Linked DNA regions of Homo sapiens: all the other regions are linked to region 2. Evidence: chromatin loops called from intact Hi-C (ENCODE). Cell type or tissue: endothelial cell of umbilical vein. All regions are shown on one strand.

Region 1 (8,000 bases), 590 kb before region 2:
CTTAAGGAAACTGAATATTCTTATTTACTAAAAATGTATCTATAAGTACAAGCGGTTTATATAGAATTTGGAACAGGTACCTCATAAAAGTGTGACAAACATCAGTTTGATTCCAAGAGAAGTCAAAAACGTCTTGTTGGATTCACAATATGGCTAATTAATAATATAAAGTGAGTTTAGGTCCTGGAAATAGGAGAACCAGCATAGTAAATTAAGAGTCTGGTATATGGTTACTCCCATTAAATTGCTCAATAGCAAATATCTCTTGGTGAAACTATCAAGTAACTAAATAGTTGCTTGTTTAAGGTTCAGTGGTTATTTGCCCATACTGAGCAGTGTCCTGTTGACCTGTTTTTTGTTTCCGTTTTTTTCTTCCGTTAAATCATGAGACCTCAGGTCATGATTTAACGGAAGGTCAGCTGTTTTTCTCACAACTTTCCATTTTATTTCTTGAGATTTTTCCTAACCTAAGATAGAGATACCTCCCCCGATACTCCCTATTGTTTCAAAGCACCCACCTCCCATTTTATAGAACCCGCTGTTACTCATTAAGAAATAGGCAGCAAACATGATACCTGATAACCTATGCAGACGTTATCAAGGTTCTGGAATCTTGGGAAGATTCTGAACAACTATCCTTGTACTTTAGTTTTCACCTTCCTTGATGGTCTGTACCTGGAAGTTCTGATATCCCTTCTTACCACCCACATTCACTTATTAAAGAAAAATGCAATTTTTGTTTCAGAAAACTACTTCTCCCTATACTCTCAGCACTAACTCTTTCCTGAACACCTCACTAGATGGCAAGAAGAGAAGAGTGGCCTTTTGACATAACCATCCTCCTCCCTTCCAAACCTCTCTGACATTCCTCTGTTCCTGGCTCAGTGTTCTCATACCACCACAAGCCCTTTCTGGGCTATGCAGAAATGTTTGCTTAAATACCTCAGGGCTGCTGCTACACGAGGAAAGAATAAAAGTGATATATTTGTGTGATACATCACAGTTCAAAATGTTACCACACACTCTTTCATTTCATTTGATCCTCCTCCTAAAAGCTGACTTTATAAACATGAGAACTGAGGTTGAGACAGCTTAAAATAAGAAAAACCTACATTCAAACTGTCAATGCCCTGTGCTCTGCCACATGACACTCTACAATACTGCTTTAGTGAAGCTGATTTCAGCTAGGTATTAGTGGAGCACGATCTGAATCAATACACACAGGTACTGGTGACTGACACTAGTACTCACAGGCATTTGCATTTTTAAAAGAAGATGTTTTATAGCTTAAGTAGTCTTCCATTTGGTATAATTTTAGGTATTACAATGAGATTGTAATTCGTAAGTTACATAAGTAAAAAAACAGATGTATATTAAAAAAAAATAATGGTCCCATACCCCTAGGCCAAAGATATGCCTATACAAATAGCTTCAAAAGAAGCTAATGTGAGAGAGAAAATTGGTAGAACTGGGTCCAGTAATGTAACATATGGTGAAAGGCATACTGTAAAGATGAAAGTGTTCATTGACTCTTATTTTGAATTACATTTTTAGCTCTAAGTAAAGCATTATTGTGATCTCAAATTTTATTGGGTTTTTCCCTCCAACCAAACTTAAAATTTTACACACATATCAAACATTTTCTTATGGTTTACTCTTCACTGTACTCAAATGCTTAGCTAAATTAATAATACCATAGAGCTTGATCATGTCATTCCAACCTCTGATGAAACCTGTGTGTCACAATTGTACACAACAAGCAAACAAATTCAGGGCAAGTGTACACACTCCTCCACATACATACATCTGTGCACAGATTCTCTCATCATACGTACATACACACATACACCCATACACACTATAGTTGTCAACCAACTAAATTGCGGAAGGCACATATCTGACATGGCCATCATCAAGATTACTGTAGTTTAAGTTACTATCTCTTGACACTATTTGCCTTAGCTATAGTAAGGTCACAAAGGCATTGATTCCAAAATTCTTCTCTGAGGTTGAAACATGCCCACAAACTGTCTCCTAATAAAATATTTCAAAGAGACAACGTAGTTTGGTGGAAGAAAAAGGTAGTCAATTAGAAATCTTCAATTCTAGTTCCCACTCTATCACTAACTAAAATTAAACATGTTTATGAAACACTGAACTACAGGTAAGAAGTCTATGGGCTAAAAAATATTTTAAACAATCATCCCAGTCCTAAAACAGCACACAAGACACCTGGACAGACAAACCAAGACTTAAAAAGTTAAACAATAAAATTCTTAAGAACTTCGAGATGGTAAGTGGTAAATGTTACTAGCCAATAACATTTGAAAAAGAAAAAAAGACCACTTAATCGTTTCTATAAAATTTCAGAGCACAGAGGATTTACTTTAGATTGAGATGATTTACAAATGTTGACTGGGATAAAATACAATTTCACCTTGATCTTGAAAAATTCATAAGAACTGAACAGCAGGAATAGATACATTTTTTACACGTATATAGTGCTTTGTAATTTCCATTGTATTTTCCTGCACACTTTTTCAACCTTCCCAATAATACGATGTGAACGATATCATTTATCACTCTCATTTTACCAATGGAAAAACTGGAGTTACAAGTGGTTGAATGGCTTATTCAAAACCTCAAAGCATACGTTCATTCATTGACTGTAATTATTTGAACAGCTAGGAAATGCCAGGCACTGCTGCAGGCACTGGGAATACAGCAGTGAATAAAGCAAAGACCCCCTCCTCATGGAGCTAATATTGAATAATACAAAATACAACATAAACTGAATCTTCGATGGGCAGGAAATAGGGACAAGGATATAGCAGACAACCGGAACATTAAGAAAAAAAGCTTTGGAGCTAGAAAGTCCATGATACATAATAAATCGTACAGTAGTTTCGCCACCACTGCGGTTGAAGTGGGTTTAGAGAAAGTTTGGAGGCATTGTGAGGCCTCTAAATGGCTACAAAGTTTGGACTTGATGCAGTATACACTAAAAGGAACAATATGATTTAAGCAATACTTTTTAAATAATGTAATTTACATTATTAATAGTGTGTTAATTACAATAACAATTGATGACTTACTACAGGCCAGGTGCTCTCCTGAACACTTCGTGTTAACTTACATAATTAGTACTATTTTTAGTTCCACTTATCCATGATGAAACTAAGGCACAAAGAGGTTTAGCAACTTGGACAAAACTAGACAAATAACAGGGCCAAGAAATGAACTGACTTTTTTGTCCAGAATCCAAGATCTTAACCATTCTGCCTACATACGAGGCACAAAAACAGCTGACAGGTAAGGAAGAGACTAAAAACAAGACGACCAATTTCTTGTCAATTACAGTAACCTTGGCCTGAAATATTATGGATATAAATTTGGTAGCTGTGGAAATTCAAAGACAAAAACAAACATATGGGAAAGGATAAAGGAAAGAATAAATTGGCTTTATTAAATAACTAAATTTTTAAAATAACTGCAAGTTCAAGTCTGGGAGACTAGGAGAAGGTGCTCCTAACCAACAAAAACAAGGATGTCAATGGAAGAAGCCAACTTGAAACTAACCAACAAAAACAAGGATGTCAATGGAGGAAGCCAACTTCAAACTGAGTAGTTTTGATCTGCATGAGATGTTATCAGCATCCTAGGGAGGAAATGCAGAAATGGACTCAGGAACTAAATCAGCTACAGACATCGTGTTCTATAACCTCTTCCTGGGTAGGATATTTCCTCTTTTGAAAGATGATGAGTTTAATCCACATGACTGTTGAGGTCTTGTTTGGATCCATGATTCTACAATTTTGTAATTCTATAAGCGGAGAGTAATCTTGAAAATTCTGAGCTAAAATTTCATGACCAAGGTAATTCATTTGTTCTTCAGGAGCTTCTGCATTTATTTCTGAAACCTTCTCCAAACTTCTTCTATGTGCTTTTGTGCTTTTATAACATCAACTCCCATGAACCAAAGTAAGACTTTTTGAAGGAAAAACAAAAACACATCATATCCTGATTTGTTTTTCTTTTAATTGTGGCTTTAAAATAGGTACTTTAGCTTGCGATGGAAATCTTACTGATAAAATGAGGGCTAAGAAATGAAATAAATCAGGACCTTTAAAAAAAAAAAAGCTGTTTAACTTAATTTAGCATTCTCCTTCTCCAGAAAACACAATATACTTCATAGATTGTCCAACTACAGACTGAATAAGTTACACACTTCATCACCACCAGCCATTAATCTTTCAGCCAGCAAACAGGTAGGCGGGAAGAAGTCTAAATTTAAAAATAAATTTAAAAGAGGAGTTTTTATAAATGCAAGGAATTTCCTTTAGCCCTTACTAGAAGATGCACAAAAGCACAGGGAAATATATGCAAACTCTGGCTTTATTCTCCATGCCTGAGTCTGTGAGTTGTAACAAAAAACATAGCAAAAATTATTTTCAAATAAAGTAGAACAAAATACTTCATCCTGTTCAGGAAGTAGCTCCTGTGAGCTGGTTTCTAGGTAACTGTGGACCCACTAGAGGGCAACAGAGTGTTCAGAAAGCAATTTGGCTTAAGAATAAAGAGCCTGGCTTTAGGTCACTAGTTCATGCAGCATTGCGCAAACCAGTCTCCATTTTAAAATCATGTTACATCTCCAAATGCTCCTTATGTTACCAAATAATATGTTCTGATAAAAGGATTCTCATTTCCAGTTTAATCATACTGGCATTTTCATTTCGCAAATAATAACAATATATTAATCCAAATGTTCTGTCATATTCAATATCTTCTTATAAAACTATTTTACCAATTTAATAACTTCATTCATATCAGTTTTGTTTAAAAAGCAGTTAAAATATACAGTAAAATAGTTTATTTGATGTTTAAATACCTAAAAACATCTAATGGTAACATCAAAACACCTACATTAAAAATACTGTAATAGCACTACCATAGTATCATTAATATAACAGCATTTGAGTTCTCAGTATATGCTATACTATACTTAAAATTTTATATAGTTTACCTACCTAGTTTTCCTACACCAACCCTGTAAGAACATTATATTCATTTTACAAATGGGGAAACCAAGACCAGAGAGATGAAGAAGCTTGCCCAAGGACTGATAACTAATAGGAGATAAAACTGAACTGAAATTATAACATTTGAATACCAGATATCACATGTGATCCAGTGGGCAATTCACTTGGAAGCCCTGAAAACCACTGGCATCTCTCCAAACTAGCCCCCTAGGATAGGCAAAATTTAGTCAAGAACAGAGGCATCTTTCCATGTTACTTTACTACATAATACAGTATTACTTTTGTACAGTTAATGAAACCATGGCAGTAATTGACTTTATATAATAGATGTGATAGACTGCCATGTTTTCATGTTATATTGCAGTTGTCTTCTTCAACCCAGCCAAAAATTAATAATGGCAATTACCAAAGAAAATAATCATTTTAAAAAGCTTAATACTCAGAAGCTCTCATGCTCACTTAAAAGGAAGGAAGCATTAAGCTTTGCAGTGGTTTACTAAGCATCAGTCTTCAGACTTCTTAGGGCCTTTACATACTGCAGCGAGAAACTGATAAGTGAACAAGGCTGTTTGTCTGTGACTTTGAAATAATTTCTACACTATAGACGATAACAGCATAATTAGATATTTAAAGATCAAGTCTCAAAGAGTGAAGGCTCACCCAATAAACTGAGGATCATTTGTGATGGACTTTGGGAGGAAGGCAAAGAACAAGGAACCCATCTGAAGTACAAAGCATTTATCTCATCCTGCAGGATCTCAATGCCCAGTCAATATGAAATTTGAGAAGACTAACATCACTTTAAAAGTTAAAATGGGAAAAGAGGCAGTGTATGTATTAGTGTCCTATTGCTGCTGTAGCAAGTCACCACAAATGCAATGGCTTAAAACATCACAAATTTATTATCTGACAGTTAAGAAATCTGAAACAAGTCTCACTGGGCTAAAATCAAGGTATCAGCAGGACTGTGTTCTCTCTGGAGGCTTTAGGGGAGAATCCATTCCCTTACTGATTCCAATGTCAGAGGCCAGCTACATTCTTCGCTGGTGGCACCTTCTCCATCTTCACAGCTGGCATTGGCTGGGTGTGTCTTTCTCACATTTATCTCTCTAATACTCTCCTGCCTTCTTCTTTCATTTATAAGGATGCTTGTGACTACATTGGGTCCATCCAAATAATCCAGAATAATCTCTCCATTTTAAGATCCTTAAGCACATCTGCAAAGACGCTGTGTCATGTAACATTCATATTCACAGGTTGTAGAGATTAGGGAGTAGACATTTTTGAGGCGCCATTACTCTGCCTACTGAAAACAGCACAGTCTATAGTTGGTGCAAAAAAGTAGTTACTGTAATACAAACTTGTTTTTCTTTGTAATTGCATATGGTGGTTAGACTTCAAGTGCAGTCTAAAGCGTCCAACTGAAATTAAACTGTATCTAAATCAAATAATCTGGGTCCTAGAGAAAAGAGGATGCAAAAGAAAGCAACAGAGGTAGAGCTGACAAGCCTTTACAATAAACTAGATGCAGGCTATAGGCAAACAGGGTTGAAATATATTAAATATGTATGGCATATTAATTCTGAATTAATTTATAAATAAATTGTATACTCAACTGTTTTGTTATACTCAACAGTTTGGTCTATTACCAACCTTTTCTTAGCAATGGTGGTGACTACGTAAAAGCAAAATTCATGTTAATTTATGACTGATGAATTTTCGTAATAGAAATTATAGATACAAGCGCCAAACTGCTTGACACATCAGAGAAGAAAAGAAATAAGATTACAGAAATTTAAATTCTAGGTTCCAGAGTCTGATTGTGCCATTTACTACCTGTGTGATCTTGGGCAAGTTACTTACAATTTCTGTGATTATTCTGGAAATTAAAAATAGGGATAACACTAGCTCTTGTCTTCAGGATTGCTTTAAAATAACGTAGAATAAATAAGGGCCAAAGACATTCTGGGCCATTGCTAGTCATCAATGATTAGGTTGTTACTATTGGGTGAACTAAGTTGGTAGCCTTTAGCAACCAGAGAGGAGACATGAGTGTAAAATTACAATTCTTAGATATTTATCCCAAAGAACTCGAATCATCAGACTGATAGACAAACTGAAGAATCTTGAGAATAACTGTCACAACCAGATAATTATTAAGTTTCAGCACAACATTTTATACAAATAGTTATCATAAGATGCAATATTCCAAAGCTGTTCCAATAATATTTTGACACATATAGGCTAGAAGTAGTGTAACACAGTGGAGACTTGGTCCCCGTGGAAGCTGTACTAGGAAAGCAAGTTTAAAAAACCAAAGCTCCCAAGCAGATACCATGTATGCGCCAAGCACTATGTTGGCCAAAGGAATAATAGAAGTAAGACCACAGACAAACCACTTTAGGCACAAGTTTTAAAAGTCATTTCTTAAGAACACTGGCTGAACTTTGTTAGAGCCTTCTCTAATTTGAAGTACAATATCATTTAACCTCTAGTTTCTACCTTTACTGAAGTGTATGGGATGGTGTTACCATACACTAAATGGCCCAGCCTCCCCTGCTTTCTAAGTTTCTGTTTTTCCTGCCTGATATGCTGCAATAGACCAACAGTTCCTTAATGCCACTTCTCACCTGGAGTGAGAGTCTTTCCTAGGAGGTGAGATATTTTGGGGTTAGCACAATGATTATGTGCATCTATCCGTGCCTCTTTGGACTTGTTCTCTATCCACATTTTAAATGCCAAAGATTATTAGGTAGCCAATTTGCAAACAGGTGAACTGTTATTTTGTCTAAGCTCAATACCGCCTCAAAGGATCCTGAGTGAGACTGATATGTCATTAAGCATCCACAAAGCATCACTTATAGTTACTTCTTAATCTAAACTGCCAAAAAGTAAGGTAAAATGAAATTTGGCAGGGCCTTCTTTCCACAATAGACATATGGACTATAAAGAAATCTTAAG
Region 2 (8,000 bases):
CTACTTTGAGTTAACATCCTCCAATCTGGTTTTTGTCATACACGAGTAATTTTAGTTCCAAATACTGGTATGATGTCATTATTTAACACCTTTTTATCTAAGGATATTGGCGTGTCTTGCAAAAGAGTATGTTGCTGCTTTGTCCTCTATTTAGAAAACAAACATTGAGAAACTAAGAGAGACCACTCCACTATTCCAAAATCACACCATACACATAGTTGGAGATAGGAAGAAAGCCCGGATTTCTTATTCAATTTCATCAGAAAAGGAGACGTCTTCCCAGAACACTGGCAACTCTGGAATCCCCCTGAAACCCAAAGAAGAAAAATGTCCCCCTACTTCCTCATGAACCAAATGTTCCACCAAGCTTTACTTAGAATTAGTTATTTCACTCCAAACCCGGTCTGCTTTTTGCTGAATATTTTCTCAAAACTAAAGCCAGTCAACAGAGTTCTCTCTGGTGTGAAGCAAAACAAAAACAATCCAAAGTTTTTATGTTGTCACCAGACAAAAATTTGCTAAGAACAAGCAGAAATGAGGAGTTAATGGATCCCATATGTGGCCACTAACATAGGTTTATGAGATTTTCCAAGAGATTTCTGAAGATTCCTATAGCACAAAGGAAGATCAAACAGCCACTTTCCTGTCAAACAGGGCAAAAAATGCTCCATCCATAGTTCCCCCTGCATTTATTTTGGTAAACCTGGAAAGAAAAGGTGGCTGCAATATCTGCCTTACAGGGAGCTGACCACAACATGTGGTATACTGGAGCAGGAAAGAAGGTCCTTAAAGACGTCACCTGTGTCCTCACAGCACAAGCAGACCTGCCCTTAGAGCCCACTGCTTGGTATGAGATGTAGCCTCTGGGGGAGGGCTGAGCAACGGAGAGGGAGAGCTGGACAATTTTCTTCATCCGGGAAAATTGCACACACACAAAAATAGCTGCTTTCTTCAAATGTCAATCAGCTCCTTCAAGTTTCAAGCTTCACTGAGGGGTCAGAAGAGGCATTTCCTCTACACATATTTCAGTATCACATCGGGACGTTCAGCCACACACAGCTTCCGGCACGGGGGCTGTGGTTGTGTTGGAGTTAACCACACAGGGCACAGGGTGAGGGAGTTGTCGTTGTTGTTCTTGTTTCTGTTGTTGTGATGGAGGCGGGGCAGCTGGTGGGGTTAAAACGGTTTCCATTATTATTATTTTCTTTCCCCCTTTGTGTGCTATGAACTCTGAACTAGACAAATGAGAACTATCTCCCCTGTTATTAGTAGAATGTCTTCTGTGAGCAAATTCCAACCACTAGAATGTCCGTGTGAACTGCAAAGGCAACCACAACAGTTTTGGAAACTGGGGATGATTGTGGGGCTCCTGGACCGCTGCCCTCCGCCCTGCAGCAGGGAAACAGAACACCCTAGACAGGTGGGGAAGGAGTGGATGGGGGTGAGTCTGCAGGAGAGGAAGCCTGGCCGAAATGTGCTTTTGGATAAAATGTCCCGATTAACCAAGAGCACACAAAATGTGCAGACTGGCAGCACAAGGCCTTAAGCACCCGCAAAGCACGCTGAGTCTTTGGGCTGCTCTGTGACAGGGAGATGTGTTTACCCCAGACAAGTTCACCAGTCCGACAGCCGCCTGAGGCCAGTTGGAGAGGAGGTTGAAATGTTCCACAGTGTGAAGAGTCAGCGCGATCTGTAGAGATAATGGAGCATTCGGTTTGACATCCAAAACTGGTGTATCCAGGAGGAGCGGGATTCTTGCTGGGAGGAGAGACAGTAATTGTTTTTAGCAAGACAGATAAGACATTCCGGTTTCTGTAGATTCCTCCCCAACCAGGAAACAACTGCCTCCAATGTCAGTGCTAAATATTGAAATCAAGGTGTGCAAATGCCTCAGCTTCTCTCCACCGCCTGCTGCATGATTACTTTCAAATAAGAATGTCCTTCCTTCTTAATTTTACACTTAGATAGGTAAAAACATCATCAATTTTAGCAGACTGTTTAGTTTTAATCTGATCAAAACAATCATTCACTAAGAACCTTCTAAGAGATTATAGGAAACATTAATTGTGTAGCTGGACTGGGATACGACTGGAGGGAGGCTTGTAAATAAATCCTAGGACTTGAGTCCAAGAAATATAAAAGGAGAGAGAACACAGAAGCTAGTGCAGATAGATGCCTGATGTCTCCTTTTAGGTGAGAGCATAGAAACATGTAGAGCTTGTTTCCTCTGAGGTTAGATACCGTTTAGTCCTTCCTTGGGTATTCCCATTTACGGCTGTGGTCAAGTGAATCAGCCACAGACGTTACTATTACTTAAAAAGAAAACCATTTTCTCTACATTGGTGCTAGTTCCAAATTGTGTCTGTGTGATCGTCCCTCCCTCAGCCATCTCATTTCCAGGGCTGACAAATATTTAGCCTACATAAATACACATTTGGGGAGATCCTACGCCATTTCTCCCTCCTCGTGACCCAACTCGTATTCTTCAAAACATCAAACAAAACAATTCGCAGAATAAAGTTGCCTTCCGAAAGAGGGATTTCCCCCTCCAGTTTCCCTCCCACTTCCACTAGGTCAGTCTGTCTTTCTTCCCTCCTACTCTCCTATACCCCTTCACCCTCCCCAGCAAACTCTGGAAAAACAGTAGTAACTAACATTTGTGCCTTTGGCAATAAAACCACAGGCCTCACAAACCCCAAATGGCAAAAAGACATTTCCATTCCAATCCCAGTTTTAAATTAAACTGTAATGAAAAATCAGCAGTGGCAGCTGGGACCAGAGACACTGATTGTCTCTAGGAACAAAAAGGAGGGGAACAGAGGGGGAGAGGAAAAAGAAAAGAGACTGCAAGGAAGCCTCGCTCTGGTAATAAAGCAGCTGGTAAACCTTCAAGTAAAAAGAAATTAGAAAAACAAATCTAGTGCAGAGACAAGCAAAGATGGCTGTTTTCCTCTACAATCACAGTGAGGCAGACCACAAATCACCCTCCACTTTATGAATGGACAGGAGGGGGTGGGGTGGGAGGGAAGATGAGTGGGCCTGTGCTGACACCTGGAGGAAGATTAGGGAAATTCTCGGGGGGTTGGTCCCACCCCCACATTCCGTGAATGAGTGGGGATTTTGGCTTTCTCAGTGGTCATAGTCAATACTGAGGCTACAAGGAAAAATAAGAAGACCTCATTGCCTTCTTAAAAAATATTTTTAATTGATAAATAATAATTGTACATATTTTTGGTGTACATGTGATACTTTCATACATGTATACAATGTGTAATGATCAAATCAGGGCATTTAGGATATCTAAACCTTAAATTTTTATCATTTCTTTGTGTTGAGAACATTTTAAAACTTCTTTTCTAGGTATTACAAAATATACACTATTTTATTCTTTATCAGAAAAAAAATGCATTGAAGAAACCATTTGACTTCAACATGAGGGTTAGAACAATTCATGTAGCTAAACTGAACCCAACTGCGCAGGCTTAACTTTGATTTTAAAAAATACATGGCACAGGTATCTTCATCAGACATGAGAAAAGAATACAGCATTTGAGTATTTCATTCTATAGTCTTTAAAGCTTGCAAGATTCTGCAGATCTTTCAGCATATAATTTATAAATATTTTCTGATTGGTGGTGATCAGAAATCTAGAAAAAAACCTGTACTAACCTATAAGGACCAAAGATGCTTCCAAGAGGGGAAGCAGTTAAGGATCAAGATAGTGAGTGGACTTAGAGGTAACAGGTAAGAATTAGAGACTGGAAAACCAATAATCCTAAACCTTATTTTGTTCCCAGACCTCTTTAAGAACCTGATAAAATTAGTAAACCCTCTTCTGAAAAAAAAAAAAAAAAAAAAAAAAGATGTACCTAGGAAGACTGCAATCCACCCTTGATGAAAACTATTCGGATCCCAACCCAAGAAGAAATTCAGAGAAAATATAAAATGTATGATGGCCTATTTAGAGGTCAAATGAGATTTCTTTATAAAAGGAAAATTGTTGTGATTAAAAATACACAAGATCTGTACCGAATAAACAGCCTCTTCAGAGTATGCCCTTGTGATTGTGACTTTGTCTGGAAACTTGGCAGATACTGGGGAGACTCTGAAGAGGGTCATCAGCACCAAATGGCAATGCCAAATGAATTTACTATTTAAGTAATAGCCAGGTACGGTGGCTCGTCTCTGTAATGACAGGACTTTGGGAGGCTGAGATGAGAGGATCACTTGAGGCCAGGAGTTCGAGAACAGCTGGGCAACATAGCGAGACCCAGTCTCTGATTAAATCTATAAGAAATTAAAATTATTTATTTTAACTAACCAGATGTTGTCTGTCAAGCACCTCGCATATAGAGCTGAGTGTGAGGACAGTAAGGCTCTGGATGACCCTTTGGATGGACAGTAAGTTCATTAACTCTGTCCTAGTCACTGTGAGCCTGGCTGACATTTATCGACTTTCCTAATAAGAGCTATTGATTTGTTACTAGTATTTTTTAAAAAAAATTTAGATTTGGCTGTTATATTCTGGTCCTTTTTGCTAAACTCTTTGTTTAGCAAAACAAACAAAACAAAACAAATGGCTTTGGAGGCCGGGCAGTGGCTCATGCCTGTAATGCCAGCACTTTGGGAGGCTGAGATGAGAGGATCATTTGAGGTCAGGAGTTCGAGACCAACCTGACCAACCTGGTGAAATCCCGTCTCTATTAAAAATACAAAAATTAGTGGGGTGTTGTGGTACATGCCTGTAATCCCAGCTACTCGGGAGGCCAAGGCACAAGAATCGCTTGAATCTGGGAGGTGGAGGTTATAGTGAGCTGAGATCGTGCCACTGAACTCCAGCCTGGGCAACAGAACAAGATTCTGTTTCAAAAAACAAACAAATAGCTTTGGAAGACTGGGTGAATGAAAGTGTCTTCAGCCCCACCCTTTTGATGTAGTTAATTAGTTCATTCTCGCATATTCTACTCATCTCCTACTTTCTCTTCTTACCTCCTTTTTACCACTTGAGTTTTGATCTCTATATTATCATTAGAAGATGATGAGGGAAAAACAGAGAGAAGAAATCCTCAACTTCCTTAGAAGGGTTGGTTGCAGAAGAAAGTTGTAAAACTTCACAGAAACAACTATAAGGCTTAAATCAGGAAAACTGAAAAAATAAAAAGAATAATTTATTTCATTGTGATGGCAATGCTGTGGGGTTTTTCCACACCAGATTTAGCCATGTGCTGTGATATATGTCAAAGCTTATTTCTACCTGTTTCACTGAATAGCATTCAAGTATGCTTTTGCATAATATAGCGTCTTCCTAGTAAATGAGTACTGTGCAGGATCAAGCACTTTTATTTATAACTTTTTCTTTATGGCTTTCTGAGCTGTAACTAAAAATACCTGAAGAATGTTTTAAGACCTTTGCTCCTCCCCAGTCTCTGATTTTTGTGGTTGTTTTTTTTTAAATTTAGGGTTTGAGCAACTAAACCAAAACATCACATGAATCAAAGGTTTCTCTTTACCTTTACATTTCCCAAACATTAAATAAATCCTAATTTTCTCAGCTCCCAGTCTGTGAGAAATTGTTTACACACACAGTATAAAGAATGCAATCAGGCCCTTTCGTGGTGGTAGAGATGGGGAAGGCATTTAAACCTACAGAAGATAAATCCTCTATTGCTGAAGCCACATGGTGGTAGATGAAATATGAATTAGGGAGTCAGGCAGAATTGTATTCTAATCTCTGATTTGCTGTATACAGGGCTTGAATTTTTGCTAAGTTCCTTAACTTCTTTGAGCTCGTGTTTCCTTATCAACTGGGGAGAATATTAACTTACCAAAATGTGCTCAGTATTTTATTAATATCTGTTTTCCTCCCTAGAATGTAAGTTTTCCGGGGCAGGGACATGTCTGACTAATTCACTGTTGGGCTCCACAATCTGGCCAGGGTAGGTGTTCCTCACGTATGTGTTGAATAAAGATTGCACATTTTGTGGCATTTAATGGCATATAGCAAATTTTACTTTAAGTTATAATTTAACCTTATTATAGCTAACATTCATAGAGCCATTTTCAATATTTTGGACACTCTGCTAAGGACTTGACATATATTTAGTTTTTCACCGAAATCCAATGAGTTACCACTTCCGTGTTATAGAGGAGGAACTGAAGATTTAAACCCACATGTCTGGCTCCAAAGTCTTTACCCATAACACTCCATTACTGTCATGGCGGCAGGCAGTGTGGGGGGCAGTGGGGAAGAAGGATTCATCAAAGTAAACGGTAAATGTTGGAGATGAAAAAGAATCAGAGCCCCTCACTGGTCTTTTCACAGCGTTAACGGAAGGCAGCCCTATAAACAGTCAGTCCTACTTGTTTCCCACCCAAAGCCCAGAGAAGGCTGAATGAAGACAAAGGCAAAATTGTGACACAGGGAATTTTCCTCTCAAGACCCTCCTCACTCCAGCAACCTCCAGCTCCAGCCTTGCCAAGGGTCTTCCTGTTCACTTTGAGTCAACTCCGAGAACCCTCTGGAACCACTGATCTCTGTTTCTGAGAGAGTATGACCCTACGCTGCTTTTGAAAGATGAATAATTTCCCCAAATGAATATCAACTTAGAAACAAAATCATTCTGAGAAATTAACCTCTGAAGGTTGTAACTTAGCTGCACTTTCTTTCATTTTCTCTTTTTTCCCCAAAAAATTTCCACTAGAGAAGAAGCACTGTTCTTAATTAAAGTTACTGTCAGAGACCACAAATGGCTTTTTATAATGGCTTCTAAACCTGAAACACCATGGGATACACCTTTATATTATTTCTGAATTATAGCAAAGGGACTGAAATCTTTTCTCATAGTGTGAAAGTTTAAATAATATTATGTTTACTAATGCACTGTGTCCAAAACCAATAGAGACCACAGTGGTTATGTAGAATTCAAACACATAAAATCCATACATCTGTGGGAAGTAGTAGCACATGCTGTACTTTAAAAATATAACCCTGTATGCATATGATAGTTCAGTCTTACATCAGTTCCCAGTGATCTTCCCCATAGAAGGATTTATTAGCAGTGTTTCTCAAGGTGTGTTCTGGGTCTGACCTGCATTAGAATTATCTGCACTGGAGTCACCTAAGTGCTGGTTAAACACACAGATTCCTGAGCCCCACTGAAATACAACAAAATTAGAAACTCTAGGGTAGGAACTTGGAATCCTCATATTTGAAAAATATCCTTCAATGACTTTTAATTCATGCCAAAAAGTCTGACAACCACTGATATATAGCATAGTGTACTTAAGAGCACAGACTTTGGAATCAGCCAGCTTTGGGTTTAAACCTCAGTTGCCTCATCTATCGAATGATGGGTATCATACCTACCTTCTCAGTCTGTTGTTGGGATTAAGCGAGAGAATACATGAGGGGCAGAGCCAAGCATGTGATGGTGTAAGTATGGGAGTGTCTCCTCTCTGCCTTCCTGAGAGGCTTCTGTATACTGCTGCTTGGCTCCGGGTTCAACTGAGTGAATTAAGGGCAAGGAGCTACATAGGGAGGAAAACAATACCCAAAAAGTGGGAGAAGATGTGAAAGACTAAGTAGTGGTCCCATAGGGACTGAAATTTGGGGGCGGGGAGTGGCATGGGTGCAATGGTGGAGACAGAGCGACTGAGGGAAAGTATGGAGCTTTAGGAAGAGAAATGGGTAAAGAAGAATTTTTTAGGAGTCTTTTCATTGTGTTATAAAATTTCCCCTTTGCAACGTTTTCAAAATGTTTGCAAAATAAGAGACATTTTTCCAAAGCAGTAGGAGTCAAATTTGAATTTTAGTTGCATTATCATCCAAAGACAAGCTCTAACCCTGGAAGGTCCAGATTAGAAGATGATAGATAGATAGATAGATAGATAGATAGATAGATAGATAGATAGATAACTTAATACAAAGCCTAACAGGTACCCACTCATCAAAATACTAGACTTATCTCTAACTGATGCAATTATTCTATGATGTCCTACTA
Region 3 (8,000 bases), 1.8 Mb before region 2:
TTGGGGGATGGGGTTGTGGGGAGTCAGAAACACTGAGGTTTAATCTCAGTTTGGAAATCGCATGGATGTCCGGGGAGGAGAGGCCAGTTGGAAAACTAAAACTGGCAATTGAAATTCATTGGGCAACTTGAGTGAGTTCTGATCAGAGTAGAATTACCTGCGTTGTGAAAAATCAAAGAATGCCAGGAAAAAAGAAAGCACAGATGAGATAAATAAATCAGCATTAGCCCTCTTCTGGGAAGACTTGCTAGGGTATTAATAACCTGCTTGAGCTTTTGATTTTTGTGACTGTCTCCAAAATGAACGATCTGTTCACTGTGGGATGAGGATGTGCCAAATCGAGTTCACCAATTCACCCCAGATAAGTGGCTCTGTCTACACCTCAAGGCTCTCAAGTCTGGGTGTACCTTTCAATTCCTTGAACTTTCTGCAGTTTTGGGATAAAGGAGGTGACTGCAGTGCCTCCTGGGAGTACAAGGAGGATCTTCCACAGCTATCAACTGCTATCAACTGTGTCAACAGGGCATTTATTTCTCAAGGCTGGGTCTCGAAGAGAGCTGTAAATATTTGAAACGGGAAGGCGATAGGAAAAAAATGAAGCATTTAAACCAGCCATCTTTGTTAGACTAACAGGCGGCTGTGATTGCCTCTTCAAGGTGACCTTTGGACACAGGTTTATGGAAGTGTGGAGAAATTCCCGGGCGCCTGGCAGTGCCAGTTCCTGTGTGTGCATGGCTTGTTGGCGGCAATTACTGAGCGCGGGAAAGGGATTGCATTATTAATATATGAATTATTAATTATTATAATTGCATTTGTCATTTATTGAGCACCAGCCATGCACTAGAAGCTGAGCAGACCTTAAGAGTCCCTGCCCAGTGGGGGGTGACTGAGGTAATTACATTTGAAATAGCTGCAGTCACAGGCTCACTGTACAACTGGTGGCATATACTAAGTGCATGGTATAGCTCCTGTTCTTTTACTCTGTCTAGAGCCATATATCCTCATATGCTTTTTCTAATTTGTTTGTGTAAAGATGGGGGACAAGCTATTTGTCAAGATGAAAAATGCTGCATCAAGTTATTTTAATTAGTATTTATTATATCTTCCTACTGGCAATAAGAGACCAAATGAGAAAATGCTTCCACGACAAAACACATGCAATCCTTTTTTTTCTGGCCAGCCACCTCTTGAATGAGGGCTGAGGGGTCAGAAGGGGAATCCACACAAGGGTGGGGGGACAAACCCTGCTCTGTCGGGAAACCACCTCTGGGCTCACCTAAGTCATGGGTATCCTATTTGCCTGGCACAGGCAGCACATCCTAAGAGTTAATGTTAATATTTAACTGTTAATGCGTAGAGTCCAAGGCTAGGCACGGTGGCTCACGCCTGTAATCCCAGCACTTTGGGAAGCCAGGGTGGGCAGATCACTTTAGTCCTGGAGTTCAAGACCAGCCTGGGCAACATAGTGAGACCCTGTCTGTGAAAATAAAAAATATATAAATTAAAAAATCAAAACAACAAAATACGTAGAGTCCTACATGTTAAGACTGAAAACAATTTTAGAAATCACCTTGCTCAACCATCTCATTTTGCAGATTTGGAAACAGGCTCAAAATGTCACACAATCTGCCTGAGGTTATGCATTCAAAGCTGAGCTCGGGCTACAACTGGAGCAGGTCAATCCATTGGTCAGGACCTCACTGCTCGACAATGGTGTTTACTCTCTTTAGAGAAGGAGCTAGTATAGAATTGGATTCATGAATTGGAGAGGAGAAGAATCAAGTTCAAGTCATGTGGGTCACTTGTAAGAGTTTTCCATGCAGACACTGTGGGTGGTTCTTTTCCCTGTTTGCTCTTTGTTCGTCTGAGAAAAAGGTGCCATCAGTCATATCATTCATTACATACAATGATTCTCCAGTCTTCAGATGCAGTAATATCATTCATTACACACAATGAATCTCTTCAGATTCTTCCTGAGGGGTTCCTACCTTCCTATCCTAGGTTCAGTCTAGGGAAGGGGTTGTGAGGGTCTGAAAGTCACTGCCCCACCCGAGTCTCATCTATCCATCAAGAAGAGCAGGTTTCCCACCCATCGTATCAGGAAGATGGTCAGGGGCCATTGTTGTCAGGGCTCCAGAGTGTGACTTCATCACCTGCCACTTTGGCAGTGTTTCCAAAAGGTTCAGAGAAGCACAGGGGGACTGAGCCGCATCTTGGTCTGAACCTCTGTACATCATTTGGGGCTTCCCAATCGCATAACACTGCCAGCTTGAGACCTCACAGGATACATCTGTCTTTTTGTCCAGGCATGGTGGAGATGGTCGTCTGTGCGCTTTACCTCCTCACCTTCCTGATGAGGCCAGGCTGTCCTTATAGTGATTTGGAAGAAGGACTGCAAAACAACCATCTCTAGCTGAGGGCTTTTCTTTTCCTGAAATTTTCGCAACATAGATGCTGTATGTTCCTATTAGTCTTAATAAGCACTCTGCTGGGGATGGTGGACAGCCTCTTGGGTGAACATTTGCTTATTGCCTCTTCCTAAAGGGCCGTAGTGGGGCATATTAATAAAACATATGCCGCCTTCAGTAAATGGGATCTTTATTTACAATGGGAATTAAAACATGGGGATATTACCTATAGCAGGCCTTCACCATTTGTTTCTATGCATTTCTGAGAACACTCCACATATGTTTCTAGATTCTTCATCTTCCAGGTGAAGAAAAGTCATGAAATCTCTGCATTAAACTGCTCATGTAACCTGGAAATGATTATGTTGGAGTTTCAGATCCAAATCCAAGCCTCCAGTTTCTTTGCACTTCAGTACTATTTTTTCTTTTCTCCTAGCTAGACTTGAAAATATTAGCTTGCTGGACCACCAGATATGTCTGCCATTTTGAATGTCTACTTCTTTATTCATATTGTAACCAATGCCAGCTAAGACTGTCCTTACACAGTTGTATAAATGACCACATTCCCATCTACTTTGTAAATGCTTTGGCATTCAGAATGCATATGCATTTTATTGTATTTCCCTGTATTACGGCTTTTCCACTGGGAGATTAAGAGGCTAATTCAGAGACATGTGATTACAGGAAGATGTGTGAGGAAGGCAACAGGGATCCTATTCTATAAGGTCCGCTGGGCCCAAACAAGGAATCCATATGTTTCCATTTCCCTAATAGGCAGAGAAAATAAAAAACAAAGAGGCCTAGAGACACGCACCTGCACAAGCAACCGAGCAGAAGTAACCTATAAACACATGAAAAGCAGCTCTCCAACAATTCCATCTGCATTTTATTGAAAGAAATCTTTGAAAAGGAGAGAGAGAAGGTACAATTTACAAGAACCATGGTATAAATCCTGCCACAGTGCCAATTGCTAAAAGCACTGGAGCCTGGGAAGGAGGGAGAAATCCATTCATTCATTGCCCCCAGAAAATAGGCATCCAGGCTGTGGCATACCTCATGCACCCCGTGGGATTTACACCTCTGACTGGCTGATTGCATGAATCACCTTGGATTGATTGCTTCTATATAGAATGTTTCTTTATAGTGTATATGCCTTCTCATCGCAGCTCAGCTCAATTCCATTCTGCTGAGCCTCTTCGGGACACTTTCCATGAGAGATGCAGGAGAAGGTAATGTTGTGTTTGTTGGTTTCTCTGGTACATTTCAGGACTGATTTACTCTTATGCCGGGTGCAGAGCGAAATTCCATCATTCCCACATCAGGTGAATCCTAAATCAAGCAGCCCCATCCCCATTTCTACAAAGGACCATGCACTTTTCTCTTTCTGTATTGTTATTACCCTTTAAAAACTCCCTCATGGACATGCATATGTCTTTTCCCTTTCCTTTCCTCTCGCTTCTCCCTTTTTTCATGGGAAAATAATTTTGTCCATCGGATATATCACTCAGCATGTCTGGTATTAATGCTTAAGGCGGCTGCTTTCAAGGTTGATGTTTGCTTCTCTTTAAGTTTTTTATTAGCTCTCCCTGAGACACTGGGTTTCTCTTCCAGGGCTGTCCATCTGTCTCAGCCTTTTAAGGGTTTTGGTCACTCTTGTAGTTGTTATTTTTCCCCGCTGTTGTCCTCATTCCCGGTGCTCAGGCCACAGAAGATCTCTTTGGAAAACCTTTCAGATCATCGGAACTGGCCACACTAGACTGAAGATTTGAGAGACGCACAACTTGAGAATGTTCCAGGGTCTCTCGGACAGAAGCACCACGGAGCAAACACCGGGAGCCCAGCTCCTGTCGCTGGCAGCGCTCCTTGGCGTGTGTTCATGTTGCTGGCGGGCACTAGGTGGCGCTCCAGGCTCGCTCACGGGAGGGAGGATGCCCGGCTGTCTCGAGAAGCGGCCCCGGACCGGGAGGGACCCTGCCCGACCCCTCCACCCACGCGGGAAGTCGCGTAGCCCACACAGCCCTCTGGGTGTCTCTCGGGCTACCGTGTTTCCACCCTTCTCTCAGACTCTCACCCCTGTAGACCTGTCAGGGATGAGCCTCCAGGATTGTGGAGGGCATGGGCTGGGGCTGGCCTGAAGGATTTAAACAAATGTTGGTCTTCCCCCAAGGCCTGAAATCTCTTCAGTTCATTTCTTAACATTAGTGTGGAATACTCTATCCCGGTTACTTATTTTTACCACGAAGAGGAGGTTTCTATGAAAGAAAGAAAGAAAGGGAAGGAAGGGAAGGAAGGAAGGGAAGGAAGGGACTTACTTAAGAGCCCGTGGGAGGCAGCTATGGGAAGATGACGTGAGCCTGTTTTCTAAAGTAAGAGAGTGTGCAGGTTGCTTAATCTCCTTGGCTCTCTGGACCTCAGCTTTTCTCTGTAAAATGGGAACGATAACGCTGCTGTGAAGATCAAATCAGACTCAATGTCCTTGAGGTCTCTCTCTCTTTTCAACAGGGTCTTACATTCTGCCGCCCAGGCTGGAGTGCAGTGGTGTGATCACGGCTCACTGCAGCCTTGACCTCCTGGGCTCCAGCGATCGTCCCACCTCAGCCTCCCAAGTGGCCTACCAACTAGCAAATTTTTGTATTTTTGGTAGAGATGGGGTTTCATCATGTTGCACAGGCTGATCTCAAACTCCTGGGCTCAAGCGATCCGTTCGCCTCGGGCTCCCAAAGTGCTAGGATTACAGGCGTGAGCCACCGCGCCCGGCCCCCTTTGTTTTCATGCCATCAGTCTCTCCTGGTTTTTATTCTCTTTCTCAGGCTTTTAAAACGTCTCCTTTGTGGATTTTTTTTCCCTTTCTACTTTTTCTTAAACGTGGGTGTTTCCTGGGTTTTAGCCATACCAATTTATTCTTTTGCTGTGGTGCTTGTTTTAAATAACCCCGTGTGCTTTCTCTGGAGAACATTGACTACCAGGTGTCAGCTTCCCCTGCTGGTTCCTAGATCCCGGCCCACTTCCCGCCTCTGTCCAGGGCTCTGGATCCAGAGGTCAGCCGCCCACGGCGCCATTCCACAGAGTCCTCCCGGGAGTATTTCAAGCTCAGCATGCTCTGACCTGAGTTGGTGCAGTTTTCTTCTCCATTGCCCTGCTCCTGAATTTCCTACCTCACCCATGATACCATTTGCTACCAGGCTTCCAAGGCAGACCCAGGGCGCCACCCTTGCCTCCTTCTCCTCCTTTATTCCTCACAGCCAGTAGGGAATACAGTCAATACAGAGCTTTCCATCTGTACCCCTTCCCCACCTCCCCACAGCCCCCCAGGTGGGCACCCCCCACCTGCTTTCCTTGCCTCCAGGCTCCTCCCTCTGCCATCCTTCCATCCCGTCCCCAAATGCAGTCAGAAAGAACTTGCTAAATCAGCTGGGTGTGGTGGCATGCACCTGTAATCCCAGCTACTCGGGAGGCTGGGGCAGGAGAATCACTTGAGCTGGGAGGCAGAAGTTGCAGTGAGAAGAGATCACACCACTGCACTCCAGTCTGGGTGACAGAGCAAGACTCAATCTAAAAAAAAAAAAAAAGAACTTGCTAAATGTGGATGTGATGGTGTCACTCCTCTGCTTCTCATCCTGTTGTGATTTTTGTGAAGAAAACCAATCACAAGTCTTATAAGCTCTAACCCCTGTGGCTGTCATCCCGCTCCCCCAGGCCCAGGAGCTCGCTCTCTTCTCCTAGAATCACAACTGGGCCCCCAAGAATCTTCCTCAGCTGACCTCTCTCCCTGCCTGGGTGTGGAGTGGGGCTCTTCTGTCGTTGTGTCCATCACGCTGCATTGTAACTTTCCTAGCCGTGGCCTCGCTGTGTTTTCCCTGTTCTTCCTCCCAGCATGGGGGCTCCATAGGGCAGAGCTCCGAGGTCTTCCTGGCACACAGTACATGCTCAGGGGTGTCAGCTGGAGGCACACTGAGTGACTGAGGGCACTGGACTCTGCCCACTAGCTTCACTGGGTTCAGTGAGAATGGAAGCGTGTTGTCGGGTGGAATATCTGATGTGGGGAAGAGAAAGGTGAGTTAGACGCAGAACCTGCCCTCAGTGAAGACACATCCTGAAAACTGCATTGATGCAGCTTCATTCAGGTTTTCAGATCCCACCGAAGAGCCATGCCACATTATCCACCTCCCTATCCACTTCTGCACAAGTCTTTCCCATGGCTGGAAGCTATTGAGGGGCCCTTCCGTTTCTTCGGGCTCAGCCTTGGGTCTGGAAGGACTCAAGCACTGCCCGTAGGCACACAGACTCAGGGTTTGCAGGCCGAGTGAATGGGCCTTCCAGACTCTGGAAGGCATCTCTGGCTGTGAAGAACTTCCTCTCACCCCGCTCCCTAGATGCTTAAAGTCTCGATCACATTCCATTAGAGCTGTTTGGAGTTGATTTTCTGGCAATGTCTCCCAAGTGGCAGGGTATCATCTATAGCTCATGACTTTTTTTATGCTCAGGTTCATTTAATCATAGCCAAGGGTCTCCTAGTTCATCAGGATCAATATCCTGACAGGATGCAATCCATCAGCTTGGGCAGCATGCCAAGGGGTGGGCTCTGAGCATCCTGGTGCCTAGGGTGGTCCTGGCTGTGCCAGGCAGAAGCCCGTGTGGCCTCCCTATGCCTCAGTCAGCAGGGCCCGCCATGCTGGTGAGGAGCCAGACATGCCTTAAAGTGGTGCCCGGTCCCCAAGGCCCATGGGACCTTGGATGCCTTCCATGGTGTACCTGCTGGGTGAGATGTGTCCCTTCCAGGATGCTGTGTATGGAATCAGAGATGTGAGGCTTGAAGAGCTCAGCACCCTTGGGTCATCTCGCCTTCCCTCCCACCAGGCAGAGCATTCCCCAGAGTGTCTTTCCATCTTTCCTCAGCTCTGTCCAGCACAGTTATAGGAGTCTCATGTGACTGAGTTTCAGCCACTTTCCTTGAGGGAAAAATTCCACACTCATACACAGTTGGTGGTCTCAGAAAACGTGCAGCATCATATGATGGATGATGTGGGGGCAGAGAGCATTCCCTGGTTGAGTACTTTGCTGTTCAAAAGAAAAAAAAAGACCTTAACTGTCTCTCTCTCTTTTCATTTTTTTTTTCTGTTTAAAAATTAAACAGGTTATGGCCAGGTGCAGTGGCTCATGCCCGTAATCCCAGCACTTTGGGAGGCTGAGGTGGGCAGATCACCTGAGGTCAGGAGTTCAAGATCAGCCTGGCCAACATGGTGAAACCCTCTCTCTACCAAAAAATAGAAAAATTAGCAGAGCATGGTGGCACACACCTGTAGTCCCAGCTACTAGGGAGGTTGAGGTGGGAGAATTGCTTGAACCTGGGAGGTAGAGGTTGCAGTGAGCCAAGATCACACCACTGCACTCCAGCCTCACTCAACAGAGTGAGGCCCTGTCTCAAAAACCTCACAAGTTAAATTGCCTGAACAAGTGCTGGTTCATGTCTAAATATCATAGCCTTTAGAGTCCCTCTCTGGCCTTGATTCTCCTCCACACTTAGGTCTTCTGCAATTTCAAGTCCTTTTCTTAGAGTGCCTTCCTGAATCCTTTACATGCTGGATTTTTGTG

What was found. Peaks named below come from ENCODE experiments on the same cell type or tissue, not always from the same donor. Only the 100,000 strongest peaks of a DNase experiment are listed, where the experiment ranks them.
Region 1: a loop joins it to region 2, with 10 times the contacts of the local background. A loop is called at or near these places in 9 of 110 quality-filtered maps.
Region 3: a loop joins it to region 2, with 12 times the contacts of the local background. A loop is called at or near these places in 7 of 110 quality-filtered maps.

What each region holds. Positions count from the first base shown.
Region 1 is chr2:204,688,641-204,696,640 of GRCh38, reverse strand. All of the region lies in intron 2 of PARD3B (par-3 family cell polarity regulator beta), which reads right to left. Among named protein-coding and RNA genes, the nearest start is that of PARD3B, 150 kb to the right of the region's middle. In endothelial cell of umbilical vein, a CTCF peak has its summit at 4,527 (motif pointing right); a DNase peak (open chromatin) is centred at 4,560; H3K27ac peaks cover 402 bases.
Region 2 is chr2:204,103,497-204,111,496 of GRCh38, reverse strand. No RefSeq gene overlaps it. Among named protein-coding and RNA genes, the nearest start is that of ICOS, 170 kb to the right of the region's middle. In endothelial cell of umbilical vein, a CTCF peak has its summit at 3,063 (motif pointing left); DNase peaks (open chromatin) are centred at 1,046, 1,736, 2,126 and 2,986; H3K27ac peaks cover 2,982 bases.
Region 3 is chr2:205,922,322-205,930,321 of GRCh38, reverse strand. No RefSeq gene overlaps it. Among named protein-coding and RNA genes, the nearest start is that of INO80D-AS1, 160 kb to the left of the region's middle. In endothelial cell of umbilical vein, a CTCF peak has its summit at 4,302 (motif pointing right); a DNase peak (open chromatin) is centred at 4,321; H3K27ac peaks cover 612 bases; H3K27me3 peaks cover 245 bases.